2 separate regions of the Homo sapiens genome follow, and region 1 is linked to region 2. Evidence: chromatin contacts called from ENCODE Hi-C or POLR2A ChIA-PET data. All regions are on one chromosome and are shown on one strand. Each heading gives the region's core, a stretch centred on a gene start or an enhancer-like site at or near the end of the contact. The rest is flanking DNA. Distances are from core to core; before and after follow the strand shown. Region 1 overlaps CAMK2B (calcium/calmodulin dependent protein kinase II beta). Region 2 overlaps CAMK2B (calcium/calmodulin dependent protein kinase II beta).

Region 1 (7,179 bases), core at 1,543-4,042, 37 kb after region 2:
GCATTGGACCCTGACCGGCAGGTTTTGGGACTCGGTGTCTACACAGGGCCACACCCAGAACCAGAGAGCAGGAGGTCATGATGCTGCCCACCCTTTCTCCACCTGACAGATGGGGCCAGCAAGGGCCAGCACCCTCCGCGCAGCCCGGCTCCCTGTTCTCCTGGTCCTCTTCAGGGCCGCTTTCTAGAAGCCTTCGATTAAACCAATTCAGTTTCCAAAGTAATGACAAAGTCCTGTCTCTTAACAGTCTGGCTGAGCATTGCCAGATAAAACACAGGGTGCCCAGTTAAATGACAAAGGACAAAATTTGTTTTCGGTATAAGTTTGTCTCAATTTCAGATACACAACAAATAATTTTTAGTTTAAGTAAGTGTGTCCCACGCAATTTGGGACACACAGTGCTTATTTTACATCTTTTGATTGTAAATCATACTTAACTGCTAAATCCAGCAGCCTAGCCTCGTTCCTTCATTGCTCCTAGGTGGCCCTCCCCCTGGGAGGGGCAGGCATGCGGTGCCCCCACTGAGCCCCCAGAAGGCCTGCCTCCCAGCTCCCCTAACTCCTTCTGTACCTGGATGCAGGGTCCCTTCCCCATAATCCCAATTCAGGGACCATCCCCATCCTGTTGAAGGCTGACCCTGGGGCAGGGGAGGGGGCGTTTCCCAGGGATTCCCCCAATTCCTGGCCACCCTCCAAATCCCTAGAGAGCAAACTTAAAGGCAGAGTGGGCCAAGAGTTCGGTGGGGGTCCAAGCTCTAAAGCTGTTCCCTCAGGCTGGAAGCCACCCAGGGAGGTTAGGGTAGGGAAGCAGAGGAGGTCTCCCAGCAGGGAGGAGGTGGGGAGAGAAGCCAGAGGGGAAAGAGGGGCAGGGGGAGGGGAGAAGAGAGGAGGGCAGGGCCCCTGAGCCGGGGAGGAGGGAAAGGGGCGGGTCTCCAGGCTGGGAGGGGAGGGTCCCTGGGCTGGGAGGGGTGCTGCTGCCACAGGCGCATGCTCAGCTGTCCCTGCAATGCGGCGCCTTGTCCTCTATTAACCCAGTTCCGCGGATTCTGCCGACCAGGCACTCATTATCCCCCTGAGCAGGGGTCGTTTTCTGGCTGTGGATTGCGCGGGAGCCACAAGAAAACTGCAGTACCGGCTGCAGTAGGAAAGCCCCGGAGGCAGCACCCCCCCGCCACCCACTGCACAAAGGGGTCCCAGGCAGGCAGGCTTCTGGCTGGGGAAAGGGGGGGCGTGCAGGCTTCCCTGGGGTGCGGGCTCAGCCCCAGCCCCAATGATCAGAGACCTCAAGATGGTCCCTGTCCATCATGCCTTTGGGCAGGGAGTGTCCCCCCAAGACAGAAGGGTCCCTGGGGAGACCAGGTGCCCCAGAAAGGGAGCTGGGGTGAGCTGCGCATGGGCCTGCAGGCAGGAAGAGGACAGTGGTGATACTGATCTCTCTGTGGGGTGAGCCTCGGGCCTGGGAGGTGAGCCCCACTTGTGAGGTCAGCCCCACCTGGGAGCCCCACGCTGGCCGAACCCTCGGCCTGCCTCAGCTGGGTGAAATCTAGAGTCCTCCACATCCCGGCTCTGCTAACCACCAGCTAGGGGACCCCGTCCACCTCTCAGCTTCTTCGGGACTCAGCTTTCCCCCCATGTGAAAGGGGAGCCCACGCTCAGCTCAGAGGGTGGGAGGACATGAGACAGCGTCGATGATGCCAGGAGCTCCACCCTGAGCTGAAGGGCCATTCCAGGGCACGGACCCTGCACCAGGCTCTCCACAGCATGGGCCGCTAACCAGGGTCACCCCGCTGCACTGCTTCCTACGCACGCTTCCCTCTACACAGGGCGTCCAACAAGGCACAACAAAACTGTCCCCAAAAGAACAGCCGTTCATTGTGGACAATGAGCAGCAGGGGCTGGGCAAGCGGGCGGGGGGTTGGGGTAGGGGGTAGATAACAACAAGACATGTTTTAAGACTTGTGTGCCTAATGATCTCTTTACCCCCGTCAATTAATTTCCTCTAACTGCTTTTGTTAACAGTAGTTTAATAATCTCTCATTATTCAGTACATTCACCAACTTTGAATGTCTCACAATCCTCCATTTAATTAAGTATTAAATATTAAAAAATCGAACTGTTACAGCTTTGGCACCAGCTGGTGCAGTTCTGCAGTGTCCGCGTGGCCGAGTATTTCGGTAAGTGGGGGCCTGAGTGTTTCTGGAGTGGCATCCTCCTTCCTGGAGCTGCATGCTACCAGCCGCTTCTCATCACCAGGAGCCTTGAAGGACCAAGGCCGCCCTGCTCGGGCCCGGACATGAGTGAGTGTGGGGACACAGCACTCCTAGTGACTCTCAAGGAGTGAGCGAGGCCCCTCCACTGGCGCTAGACCCAAATCAGGGGTGAAATGCAGCCGGGGAGGCTGCTGGAGCCTCCCCCACAAGGCCCAAGGGCCCAGAATCCTTCTCCCCCACCAACCCTTGCTCTCTGGGTCCCCTCCCCATCCCCCACCTCCCTGAATAGCAGGGGGGAAGGCCATTGCTCTCTGGGTCCCCTCTCCATCCCCCACCTCCCTGAATAGCAGGGGGGAAGGCCATTGCTCTCTGGGTCCCCTCTCCATCCTCTACCTCCCTGAATAGCAGTGGGGAAGGCCATTTTGGGGAAGCCCCTGCCCCACCACGATGGGAAGGAGAGAGCCAGACACCCAGGCAGAGCCTGGGCCCAGCCCCTGGTTAGGAAGGGTGTTATGCTCTCCCACGTTTTCACAGGCTCTGGGCTGGGAGCCAGGAGGCCATCAGATGAACCAGCTGCATCTGCCCTCAAGGAGCACATGGTCAGTTGAGAAACAGCCAGGGGCGCCTGCCATGGGGCCTGGGGAGTTCCAGGCAGGGTGGCAGGCTGCCCGTGGGACGATCCAGGACAGCTTCATGGAGGAGGGGGCCCTGGGGCCTGCAGGTTGGGTGGGCCAGACGACACCAGAAAGCTACTGGGTATTCACGAGGGGTCCTCCGCAGCAGGACGCAGAGGGTCTGGCCAGGAAGGGAGGCAGCGATGTGGAGAGGGATGGTCTCAGAGCTTTGCAACATCCCTGTGAGGTAGATACTTTACAGCTGGGGAAACTGAGGTCTAGGATGACTGAGTAACCTGGCCACGGTCAGACAGCTGGGCAGTCAGGGTTGAAGCAGGACATTCACCTGGAGGTGCGTGTCCCACAGTGAAGCTCTGGGGCTCCATCCAAGACCCCATCCCTCACCTCCCCCATTCCTCCTCAGCTAGGAAAGCCCAAAGGGCCTGGGAGGGTTGGGGAACCTCAGGTCCCCGCATGGGGGAGGCAGCCCAGGGCAGCAGAGGCCACAGGACAGAGCACCCAGACTGAGATGGGTGGTGAGTGCAGGATTCTGCCTGCAGAAGAGGGCCAGGAGGAAGTGCCAAGCATCCTTCCTCTACGGTCTCAGCAGACCGTCCAGCGCTGTCACCGCCCACCCCAAGAGGCAGGCTGGGGGCAGGAGAGGGGACACCAAAGCAACACCCACAGCATCTGGGCAAGGCCAGCTCTGTCTGGGTCATTTTCTGGAGACCCAGATTTCAACTCCAAGGGGATGAGGTTCCCTCAAAGCCGGGGTGGTAGGGCCAGCTCCCTCATCAAGAGTTCTGAGGCTCCACTGTGATCTATGCTGTGTGGCTACAGCGGGGCCCCCGGGGTGTGAACTGCACACCTCAGGGATGCTACCCAGGAGCAGGACTCAAGCACCAAGGGCAGACAACCCAATTGTGCAGGGCCGTGTGACCCAAAGGTTCAATTCTGAGGAAACCTCTGAATCATTAGAAACACAAACACAGGCTGCATATGAGATGGTATCAAGGAATTACTGTCCATTTTTCAGAATGATAAAGCTCCTGTGGCTGTTTTTGGAACCCTTTTCTGCTAGGGATGCATGCTGAGATATTTATGCACTGAATGGTAAACATCCCAGGGTCTGGGGCCCAGATGGAACAAGACTGGCTAAGAATTGATAACTGTTGAAGCTGGGTTCGTTCTATCATTTTCTCTGTATTTGGGAGTGTTTGAAATTTTCCACCATAAAAAGTTAAATAGGAAAAAAATGCCCAAGAAAATGGCAGGGTGAGGCTGTGCAGCCCTGGGCGGAGGGCCTGTGTACAACTCGAGGCAAAGCAGAAAGGGGTCGGCCTGCCCTCTGGAGCCACACACGGCTGGGTATCCCTGCCCCTGCCCAGAGAGGCATCCTGCGGGAAGGTCACAGCAGGGAGCTGGCTGCTGAGAATGCCAGGCAGCCCCCTGGCTGGCTACCCCTTCCTCCCACCACCCTACCCAGCTTGCATCGAATGAGTAAACAGGCTAGGCATACAGCTTGAGAGGCACAAGCACCTGGGAGCAAGGCCTGTGATGAGCCACAGGGCAACACAAAGCAGCTCAGCTCTGCAGCTTGTGTGGTCAGCAGGGTCTCCAGGGCGCAGCCATCCTCTCACTCAGATTCCCACTACCCTAAATCCTTCTGACTCATAGAGCACTTTGAGAATATAAATAGGGGTTGTGAGGTTAATTTAGAGGAGCTATGTAATTCCACAAAAACATACTCGGGTAGTTTTCTGCTTGACCCTAACAAACTCCTACTCATCCCTCAACGCCCATGCAACACAACTTTTGGAGTGAACGAGCACAAGACAGGTCAGTGGCAGCGCAACTCCACTTTTAGGACTGCCTCAGGACTGCCTCTCCCAGGCCCCACCCAGCACACAGCGTCGTAGCTGCTGGTTTCAGGGTGTATCTGCTCATCTCTGTGTCCTCCGTGTAAACCTGTTACATGAGTGAGAGTCTATGTCTAGGGTGTGTCTAAAGGGGTTCCTCTCTCCTCCTCCCGAGGTCTCGCACAATTGAGGAACGAGACAGAATGTGCAGAGGGGCCAGGAAGCCCTGGGTCTGACATGCCCCATGGTCCCTGGCCGAGGAGAAGCAGGCAGAGACAAAGTGATCCCAAAGGAGAGGCTGGCAGCACTGTGCTGCCCTGCATGGGCCCACAGGTGTGGGCCTGGTATCCAGGAGGGAGGGAAGGCCCCACGGGTCTCAATCTGTGGAGAGAGGGGCCACACTACACACATATGTCACCAGGCCACAGGGCACGAGGTGGTGCTACCTCACACGTATGGCCCTGGGAAGTGCATGTCAGAGCTGTGGGTCTAGGTGGACAAGGCTTTGGAGGCCCCTGATAAGGAAGGGCCCGAGGTGGGTGGGGGTGGCTGCTGACCTTCACGGACAGATGGAAAAGCAGGAGGGAGACAGCCAGCTATGGATTCTGGTTTCCTAAGCTAATAAATTTGCACAGGCTTTTAAAACACCAAGTTGACCAGCAAGCAACATTTTTGCCAAACTCAATTCACTGACACATGTCACGGAGCTTCTCCTGAGTGTGGGGTCTCAGTGGCTCTGCCAACGTCATCAGGAATTAGCTACAGCCAGAAAAGTAGCAGCCTTCGTTCAACAGAACATCACACAGCAGTGGGAAGGGATCCATCCCACAGACACACCCCAGAACATCACCCGAGCACAAGACAGGTCACAGCGGCAGCGCAACTCCACTTTCAGGCTCAGACACAAGCAGGTGAAACGCCCATGTGGCAAAACAACAGAGAAACGAGGCAGGGATGAGCATAAAACCAGGAGAGGGATGAGGGGAAGGGGGTGCCTGGAAGGCTCCAACATGAAGTGTTTGAGGTTCCTGCTCTTCCTGGCTTAGGGACCCCACCTTTGTGCTGGGTGATACTCCCCCCACCCCCAGAACATTTCACTCTAGTGCCTCCACCAGTGCCAGCCACAGAACGTCAGGGAACACAGAAGCCTCCTGGGCTCACCAAGCCGTGCACACAGCAACCACGCGGGAGGCGCTGGCTTTAACATGACTGCTGTCATCGCAGGGTGGCCGTGGGACCTGAGCTGGGCCTGGCATCTCTTCAGGTCTCAGTTTCAAGCCTGCTAGAGAAAGGCTGCACTGGGCAGTGCCAGGACTCAGGGTCCAGCGGGGCCACCAGACACTTGTGGGTCTTCATCCATGATGGGGCAGCCACGGGACATATGAGCTGCTCCCTGGGGCCAGGAGGACAGCAGGCTGTGGCCCACACTTGATCATCCCCGTGCCTGGGCTCAAGCCAGCAGCAGTCCCTGGGTGGTCACGGAGAAAATCTGGCCACCGCAGATGACCACACTGACCCACGACTCCCAGCGGCACAGCTTTGCAGGACAGCAGAGGCAGCTCGGATCCTGTGGTCCCGGTATGGCAGCCCACTCAGGGTCTGTGCACTCAGCAGACACCCCAGGACCCTGGCCAGGCCTCTCGGCATCAGCAGCTTCCTGCCCTCTGCTCCCGGCGACATCTGCCCCCCAGCACCCCAATCACCCTTGGTCACACCCATAATGACACACTCAGGCTCTCAACCACACGGCTCAGTCTCTGGAGCCTTACTGGACATCCCTCCTGAGTCTGGACTGAAATCCTGGTTACAGAGGCCACTCCCTCCTCCTCCCACCTGCTTGTCCAAACACCCCAGAGCTCATCGAAGCTGACCCTTGGAGCAAGTGGCCTTCAGCTCTGCCCACTGCTCTCCCGGCCAGGGGCCACCTCCAGGACCCCCACCTGCCTCACTCCAGGCCCCTTGGGAACCTGAAGCATCTTCCCAAGCAGGAACCAGAAGGACCTCTCATTCTCCCAGCTCATCCTGGGCTGGTCCCAGCCTAACTGCCGGAGGGCCAGACAGTCCCATTCCAGAGGCTCTACCATGCTCCACACATGCACCTACACATGCATGTGCACGTAGACACGTGTGTGAACATGCACAGGTACGCTCACGCACACATAGACCTCCTCTCCATGGCACCCTGTGACAGGCAGGGAGTGTCCAGGCCTCAGGGATGTCACCCAGAGACCCACAGGAACTGGCCACAGGCACAACTGAGCACCGCCCACTTATGACCAGTTCTCTGTCTTGATCAAGAAAAAACAAGCTGACTGCCCTAGGTCCTGGAACACAGCCTGGCCCACCCACCCCACCACGGGCTGGGCCCCAGGGGGCCAAAAGAGCTGACCAGCAGGCGGCCCACTTCCAGCTGTGCAGTCACAGGGCAGAAGGGACACCCAGGCCCCCGCAATGTGTGGAGAATGGTTGGGAGCGCATGCCTCTGGAGCTGCCCCA
Region 2 (6,790 bases), core at 4,291-6,790:
CTGGCCAGGCCATGAAATTGGGTCCTCCTGCCTGGGGATCCCGTGCTGCCCATGCAGGCCTGGGTGGGGACAGACAGGCACGTTTCAACCTAGGACTGCAGCGCTTCTCAAATGGGATCCTCCCCCAACCCCAGCAGCAGCAGCAGCAGCAGAATCGCCCTGTACAGTCAGAAATGCAAATTCCCAGGCCCACCCCGCCCTCCTGAGCCAGAACTTCTGCAGGGCTGGACATCTGTTCCATAAGCCCTCCCGGTGGTTCTGACGCTGGGTGCTCCAGGTTGCCGTGGAGATCAGGAGGCTGCACCCCGCAGGGCATAGACAGGCCTGGGCCTGCTGCCTGCTGACCACCCCCTCCCTGTCCAAATGCCCAGTGCTGCCTCCTCCATGGCTCTGGCCCCTCCTGGGCTCTGTGGGGACTGGGGTTGTGCCTGCGCAGTGGCTGCACGTGGCCCTGCGGACCCCATGTGCAGTGGGCACACACTTTCTATTCCCAGCCTCCCCTTCCTCACAGATCTCTTAACTCTCAACAATTTTGTATCCAGCCCAGGAGTCCCTCCCAGGATCCATGGAGAAGTAGAGGGGCCTCAGGCATCACTCTCCGTCCCCAGGCCTAAGGCCCCTCCTGGTGAAGCTGAGCACAGCGCCACCTCCCTGATGTCCCAAGGCAGCCCTGCCCAGTGAGTTCCCAGGACCAGAAATGCCGACTGCCCACTTCCCTATAGCACAGACTGAAAACCCTCCCCCTCGCTGCAGCTCAAATCTGCTTCCCTGTGGCTCAAATCTGCTTCCCTGTAACTTGCTATGGAGGGAGAGTCCTGAAGACTTGGAACTCAGGGTTCCAGGACCCCCACAGTCCCCTCTCCTGTCTGTGCATCCCACCCTCTCAGCTCCCCTCCCATCTCCAGTACACACAACTCATCCCAGAAACACCCGCCCAGTGCCAGCCAGCCTGAGGCTGCAGCTGAGGGATCCTGTCCTTGCTGGTGACCAGCTGCCCGACACAGCTGGGGGACGGGCTCCTCCTAGGAGCCTGAGGAAGGAAGCATCCAGCCTCGCCTTGAGGACATTTGTCGTGGGGAGCTGAACAGGCAAGGAAGGGACCCAGTCCCTTCCAGAAACACACATTTCAAAAAGCTGTGGCCAACTGAAGCAGGCGGTTTCAGAAGGCTAGTTCCACCCCACCCCCGAGGGGACAGTCAGGCACGTAGCCTCCGCCAACCCAGCGGTACTTCCAGCCAGGCTCTGCATTGGAACCGGGGCCAGCATGGCACCCTAGGCAGCAGCAGAACTGAGCTCTTTCCCCGGGCATGTCCTCAGAAGATTCTCACAGGAAAGGAGGCACCACAGTTAGGCCCATCGGCGGGGCTGGCAGAGACCCCGGACAGTCCTTGGTACTAAGAGGGTTCTATTTAGATCCTTGAGTCTATCAAAACCTGCATTTCCAAACTATGCTACTGGAGATGTACCACAGCAGCAGTGGGAAATAAAAAGACAGAAGTTCACAGTCCAGTGGGCAGCAAATGCCACGTACAAACCAGCCCTCCTCGAAGGACTCAGGCCGACGCTGCCATCAGAGCTCTGGGAAGCCCTGCAGCAGACGTCCCTGTTGTCTCAGTCAGTTCCCAAACATCCTTCCTTGTGAACCCGCTTTTAAAACAATCGCTTGTGCACGCCTTGGGCGCAGTGTGGGGTGCATGGGCCCGGCCCTCCTGAGTGCATGGCTCCCGGCCAACCATTTTTTGGGGGGCTGCTCATTTCACATCTCTGCCTGGGACTAACTCCAGATTCACCGTGGCCAGAGTCCTGTCGATGCCCATCTACACTAGCATTCAAGGGCACGGGAACTTCCTTTCTGTGTCTCAAGTTCAAAGCATGCGTTAGGTGCCGCAGGAGCCCAGGGTAGGCGGAGCAGTCACAGGCATCTCAGACACCTGGGTTGGGGGTTCTGCAGGCCTCTGTGGGACAAGGAGAGACCCTCTGCCCTCCATCCTGGGAAGGCACTGCCCATTCCCGGGTCTCCAGGCCGGGGCAACTGCTGCCACCCTGCAGCTGGCCGGACACTGGGTCTCCTATGCCCTTACACCTGATCAATGCAGGAGAGACCACAGAGGCCAAACTGAAGCACACTCGACAGACGGGGTCTCTCTGCGGGCCGAGGGGGCTATGCCACATGGGCTGGTACCAGACTCTGACTGGATGGTACTAGACTCAGCTGCCATTGGCAGAGAACTGAGCTCCATGCTCACTGCCGTGTGATATGGCTGAGCTGGGCTGACCTAGCAGGATGGGTGGTCCTCTCAGCCCTGCCTCTGCCTTGTCCCCTTAGCTGGTCACCCAGGACAGCCATGCTGGGCTCTGTCCACATGCACTGACCACCCTCCAGGACAGAGCTGCTCTCGGCGCCCAGGGTGGAGCCACACATGCAGGGCCTCATGCACCGTCGCCCCACGTTCACTTGCAGACAGGCGGGCATTGCAGCGGGAGCCCCGGGCACAGGGCAGCGTAGAGGCAGCTGTCTCTCAGCACTGTCCCCTGGGCAGCAGTGCCTCCCCAGAAGCCACTAGCCTCACTCTTTTCTAATCACAGCCCCCTCCCGCCTGCGCTCTGGAAAGGCCTGTCAAATGGAGAAGACGTGGGAGGGCTCTCCCGGGGTGCTGCCTGCTAGACACGTCCACTGGGCTCATGGGAGGAGAATAGACTGCCCTCCCCGAGGACGCCCTGGGCCTCCCCAGAAGGAGGGTTCTCTGGCTGGGAAGGCCAGGCTGCTCACCCTGTGGGTCATGAGGAGGCCTGGGGAAGGCAGTCTCCAGCACCCTGGAACCTCTGCCGGGTCCCCAGCCCACGTTGGAGGCACCGACAGGGAACTCAGCAGCTCAGCCCAGGGAGGATCTGGGGTCACCCCTGTAGCCCTCTGTGTTCTGTGGCCAGGCGTTGTCAGCTTGGCCTGCCCTAAGCTCTCACCAGCCTTCAGCTCAGGCTGGAGCTGCAAGGAGGTCTTGGGGTCGCCTAGCCCTCATGGGGTCTGCCCATGGTCACAAGCCAGCAGGTGGGCAGAAGCCAACTTGGGCCTCTGGCTCTGGCCCCGCACAGCCCAGAGGAGCAGGTGGCCAGTGCCGGCCTTTTCCCTCACAGGGTTTGAGGCCAGGGGAGGAGGACTTTGCAGAAACAACCCAAGAGGAAGCCTTGAAAGTCTCCTCAGGGTGCATAAAACCCTCACCCACTCCAGAGCGGCTTGTCCTGGGGGGATGCTCAGGGCAGACATGCATGTGTAGGACTCAGCAGCACAGACCACCGTCTCCATGCGGCCCCAGAGGGGCAGGGTGTGTGTCTGCCCCAAGGGCCTCTGCCTCTCTGGCTCTGCTCCTCAAGGCTCTCCTTTCAGGATTCAGACCCCCCAGCAGCAGGCCCAGTGGCTCCCTGTGGGCCCAGGCCATTCTTAATGGGGGTCTCCGGACCCCCAGACCTCGGGGGCCAGGACCAGAAGGGCTTGGTGTAGCCCAGGGGCCACCTAGCCCAGCCCCTCCTCTTACAGGCGAGGAGCCTTGGGGGCTGCCTCCCTGCCCTTGTGGTGGGCTCTGCTGGGATGTGACCACACGGGAGCAGGGGCTCCCGGGGGCCTGGCGGCCTCTGGGGCGGCTCTGGAGCCCGGCCAGCGGCTGCGTGCAGCAGGGGGCTGCATGCTGGCAGGAGGGACGGGCGGGAGCGGGCGGGACGCTGGTCGAGACACATCTACCTTGTTCCACCAGCCCCATGGTGGTGCCGGAGGCCGCGGTGGACATTGTGGCCGGAGCGGTGGTCTGTCTGCCCACTGTTAGCACCGGGTTAGAGACGAGGGGAAGGGAGGGGTGGGCGGACACAGACGAGGGGTGGGCGAGGTAAGGGAAGAAAAGAGACAAAGGAAGCAGAAGAAGATTAGAGTTAAAGTTTAGGTGACAGATGGTTCCAGAATCCTTTGCTCAAGAGAGTGAAAACAAGATTGGACTGATTGACACGGAAAAGCATTTGCCTCCTTTCTCCTTAGAAAACCCCAGTGGGGGCTTCTCATGCCCAAAGGGTGTGGTGAGCACACAGCAGACAGGACAGTCCTATTAGTGTTGGTGTGACCGTGTGCACGCGTTCCCGGCATTACAGCATCACAGCAAAAGTAACAGGATGGCGGGTGGGGGGCACCAGATGCAAACGGACAACGAGAGAGACGGATCACAGACGCTCGCACACGGAGTGTCGGACGACGGAGAAGCCACAGGTACAGCTTGTCCAGACCTGGGCTGCCGGCTCCACTCCGGGGCTAACATCATGCCCGATGGGTCTGCCAGCGCCCTGGGCCTCAGGGGTCTATAACAGACCCCACCCCCCTGCCAAGAGAACTTGCTTCCCAACCACCCACCCTGAGCAGCCGGGACAGGAGGCTGCAGCTCATCCAGAACTTGGAAGGAGGCCCCCGAGCCTCCCGCATCACCCCGCATCCCTTCTGCCCACCTCCCGCACAAAACACAATGTTCAGAGCACTCAAAATGACAAGGAGGCCACATAGATGCCCGACAAACGCCTGGACAGACACACACGATGCTGTGAGCCCCAGTGGGGCAGCACAGACGCTCGTGTTCAGGGGGTGGAGGGACACAGACCCAGCACGAAGGTGATGGCCTCGGGGGGCTGGACCCTGTGGTATCACCCAAGGTGGGAGCCCAGCGGGGCCAGGTGGGCAGTGGGTCTCAGAGCTGAGGGCAGACGCCGAGGGCAGGCCTGCCGCAGAGGAGGAGTGGAGAGGCTGGTGAGGAAGGAGGCGCTCTCCTGCGTGGGCCAGCAGGGAGGGGGCAGCGCCTGTCTCCCTGGAGAAGAAAGGCTCACCTGAGAAATTCCGTGTGGCCAGCATGGTGGTGAGGATGGCTCCCTGGGGAGAGACACAGATAAAACCGGGGCTATCCCATCAGTGTTCCCTGCTGGCTTCTGGCCAGGATAAGACCCCTGTCCTCCTGCCCAGATGCTCAGCCTCATTGTCATGAGGCTGACATGACCTCAGCCTTCCAGAGAGGCAAGAGCTCCAGGAAGCCAGCAGCCGCACTGAGACAGATCACCTATTTCCAGAACTACACACACCCTGGGCCTAAACCTGTTGACCAACTACAGCTTCTAGCTGCTTCAAGACCCCTCAAGCCTCAGGGGTCACCAGAACAGCTGGTCACCACGGCAGCTCCTCTGGGGTCCAGCTCCCTGACAGCCCCTTCTTTTCCTGACAGGCTCAGACAGGGCAACAGTCCTGGGGCTTCCGGGGAGAACTGCTCAGAGACCAGCAGAGGGCAGTCAGGCAACAAGTCCCCATCCCGGAACCCACAAGTAGAGGGACTGCCAGTGTGCGGTCACCGGAGCCAGCCCTGACCAAAGCAGGCAGGTTGGATACCCTACTGGGACCCACCTCCCTCCCAGAACTCCCCCAGCCCACCCAAGACCAGTGTGTGTGGCTCTGCTCTCCTTACCAAACCTGTCTGAGCCGGAAGCTTCGGACTTGCTTGTACTAAACAGTGTGACTGCCAGAGGGTGAGTGCTGCCTGCAGAGCCCGGGTGAGGAGCCCACAGCGAGCGCTTCAGGACAGCTCCTCCAAGGGCTGCTAGGAGGTGGCACAGACAACTAGGAGGAGCCACACCTGGCCCAGGGCCCCTCTGGACTCATTCCCAAGCTGGCCTGAGTTCACCTGATGCATCCAGTCTGGGACTTGCTAACAGTCAGTCTTGGGGGCAGCAGTAACCCCTAGGTCTGCCCAGACCCCCCAAGGCCCCCCTGCTCCAGCCCAGAGGGACACAGAGAAGCATGGCCGTGCCTGGGACTAGGGGCCAGGGCCTCACCTTGAGCTTTCTCCTGGCATTGAACTTTTTCAGACACTCCACAGTCTCCTGTCTGTGCATCATGGATGCTACCGTGGAGCGTTGCTGTGGGGAAATGGGTGGTCATATGGCAGCCGAGCCCGAGGCACAGGGGAGAGGCCAGGGTGGCAAGGCTTGTGGCACCCTGGGGTCCCCACTTGCCAAGAGCCACCGGCCACCATTGCGGCAAGGGTTGTCTGTCCCCACCCGCCTGGGACTTCAAGACTCGTCTCTCCCTTGCCTCGTCCACTCTGCCCCTCACAGACAGGACTGCAGTTGGGAGGAAGGGATCACCTCTACCCTCTAATGCCTTCCAAGCCCCAGGCCTCACAAACGTGCTGGTATGTCCCAAGCCAGAGGCCACAAGGAGCACCCAGGGGACCCAAGGGAGCTCTTGGATGTCAGGAACAGGACCCTCTTGGGGTCCTTGCCAGGGGAGTGGTCTGAGGCCATCTCCACCAGGAGCCCCCTCCCCACCATGGGCACCAAGGGCGACTCACGCAGACCCACGGGTGCTTCAGGGCCTCATGGGCTGTGATGCGCTTGGCAGGGTTGATGGTCAGCATCTGGTTGATGAGGTTTTTGGCTTCAGGAGTGACGGTGTCCCACTCAGGGGACGGGAACTGCAGAAGGAAACAGCGCCCCGGCCGGGCCTGAAGCTCCCTCTCAGGCAGGGGCAAGAATTCTCCAAGGGGCTTCATCTCCAGCCACGAATCTGGGAGAGCAGGACCCAGGACCTGGCCACAGGTGGCTTCACCCCACTCCTAGCCTCTTCCCACGCTGCCCTCACCCGGCCACACCTGGAGGAAGGGAGCTCATCAGAGAGGGGCTGGTGCACTCACGTCATAGGCACCAGCCTTGATCTGCTGGTACAGCTTGTGCTGGTCCTCGTCCCAGAAGGGTGGGTAGCCCACGAGCAGGATGTACA

The links. Hi-C counts contacts between places; a loop is a spot of excess contacts on that map. ChIA-PET counts read pairs that join two places held with the same protein, here RNA polymerase II (POLR2A). Pooled maps may share reads with other maps.
Region 1: a map with no recorded cell type shows a loop between it and region 2 (6-fold over the local background). The contact joins two enhancer-like sites. A Hi-C loop is called at or near these places in 4 of 168 maps with a recorded cell type or tissue (endothelial cell of hepatic sinusoid, gastrocnemius medialis, heart left ventricle and 1 more), 2 of 37 single-sample maps with no recorded cell type and 11 of 50 pooled maps. POLR2A ChIA-PET finds 5 or more read pairs at or near these places in 2 of 52 experiments (K562 and Panc1).

The regions. Positions count from the first base shown.
Region 1 is chr7:44,275,264-44,282,442 of GRCh38, forward strand. All of the region lies in intron 2 of CAMK2B (calcium/calmodulin dependent protein kinase II beta), which reads right to left. Among named protein-coding and RNA genes, the nearest start is that of CAMK2B, 47 kb to the right of the region's middle. Within about 2 kb of position 2,793, at least 3 of the 41 ENCODE cell types and tissues checked have a DNase peak (open chromatin) inside an H3K27ac peak, as active enhancers do.
Region 2 is chr7:44,235,856-44,242,645 of GRCh38, forward strand. CAMK2B (calcium/calmodulin dependent protein kinase II beta) reads right to left here. Exons shown (of 24, transcript NM_001220.5): 9 at 6,705-6,790; 10 at 6,363-6,485; 11 at 5,845-5,928; 12 at 4,852-4,894; 13 at 3,734-3,808. Among named protein-coding and RNA genes, the nearest start is that of YKT6, 38 kb to the left of the region's middle. RefSeq lists enhancers at 1-754, 5,022-5,221, 5,382-5,451, 5,472-5,571. Within about 2 kb of position 5,541, at least 2 of the 41 ENCODE cell types and tissues checked have a DNase peak (open chromatin) inside an H3K27ac peak, as active enhancers do.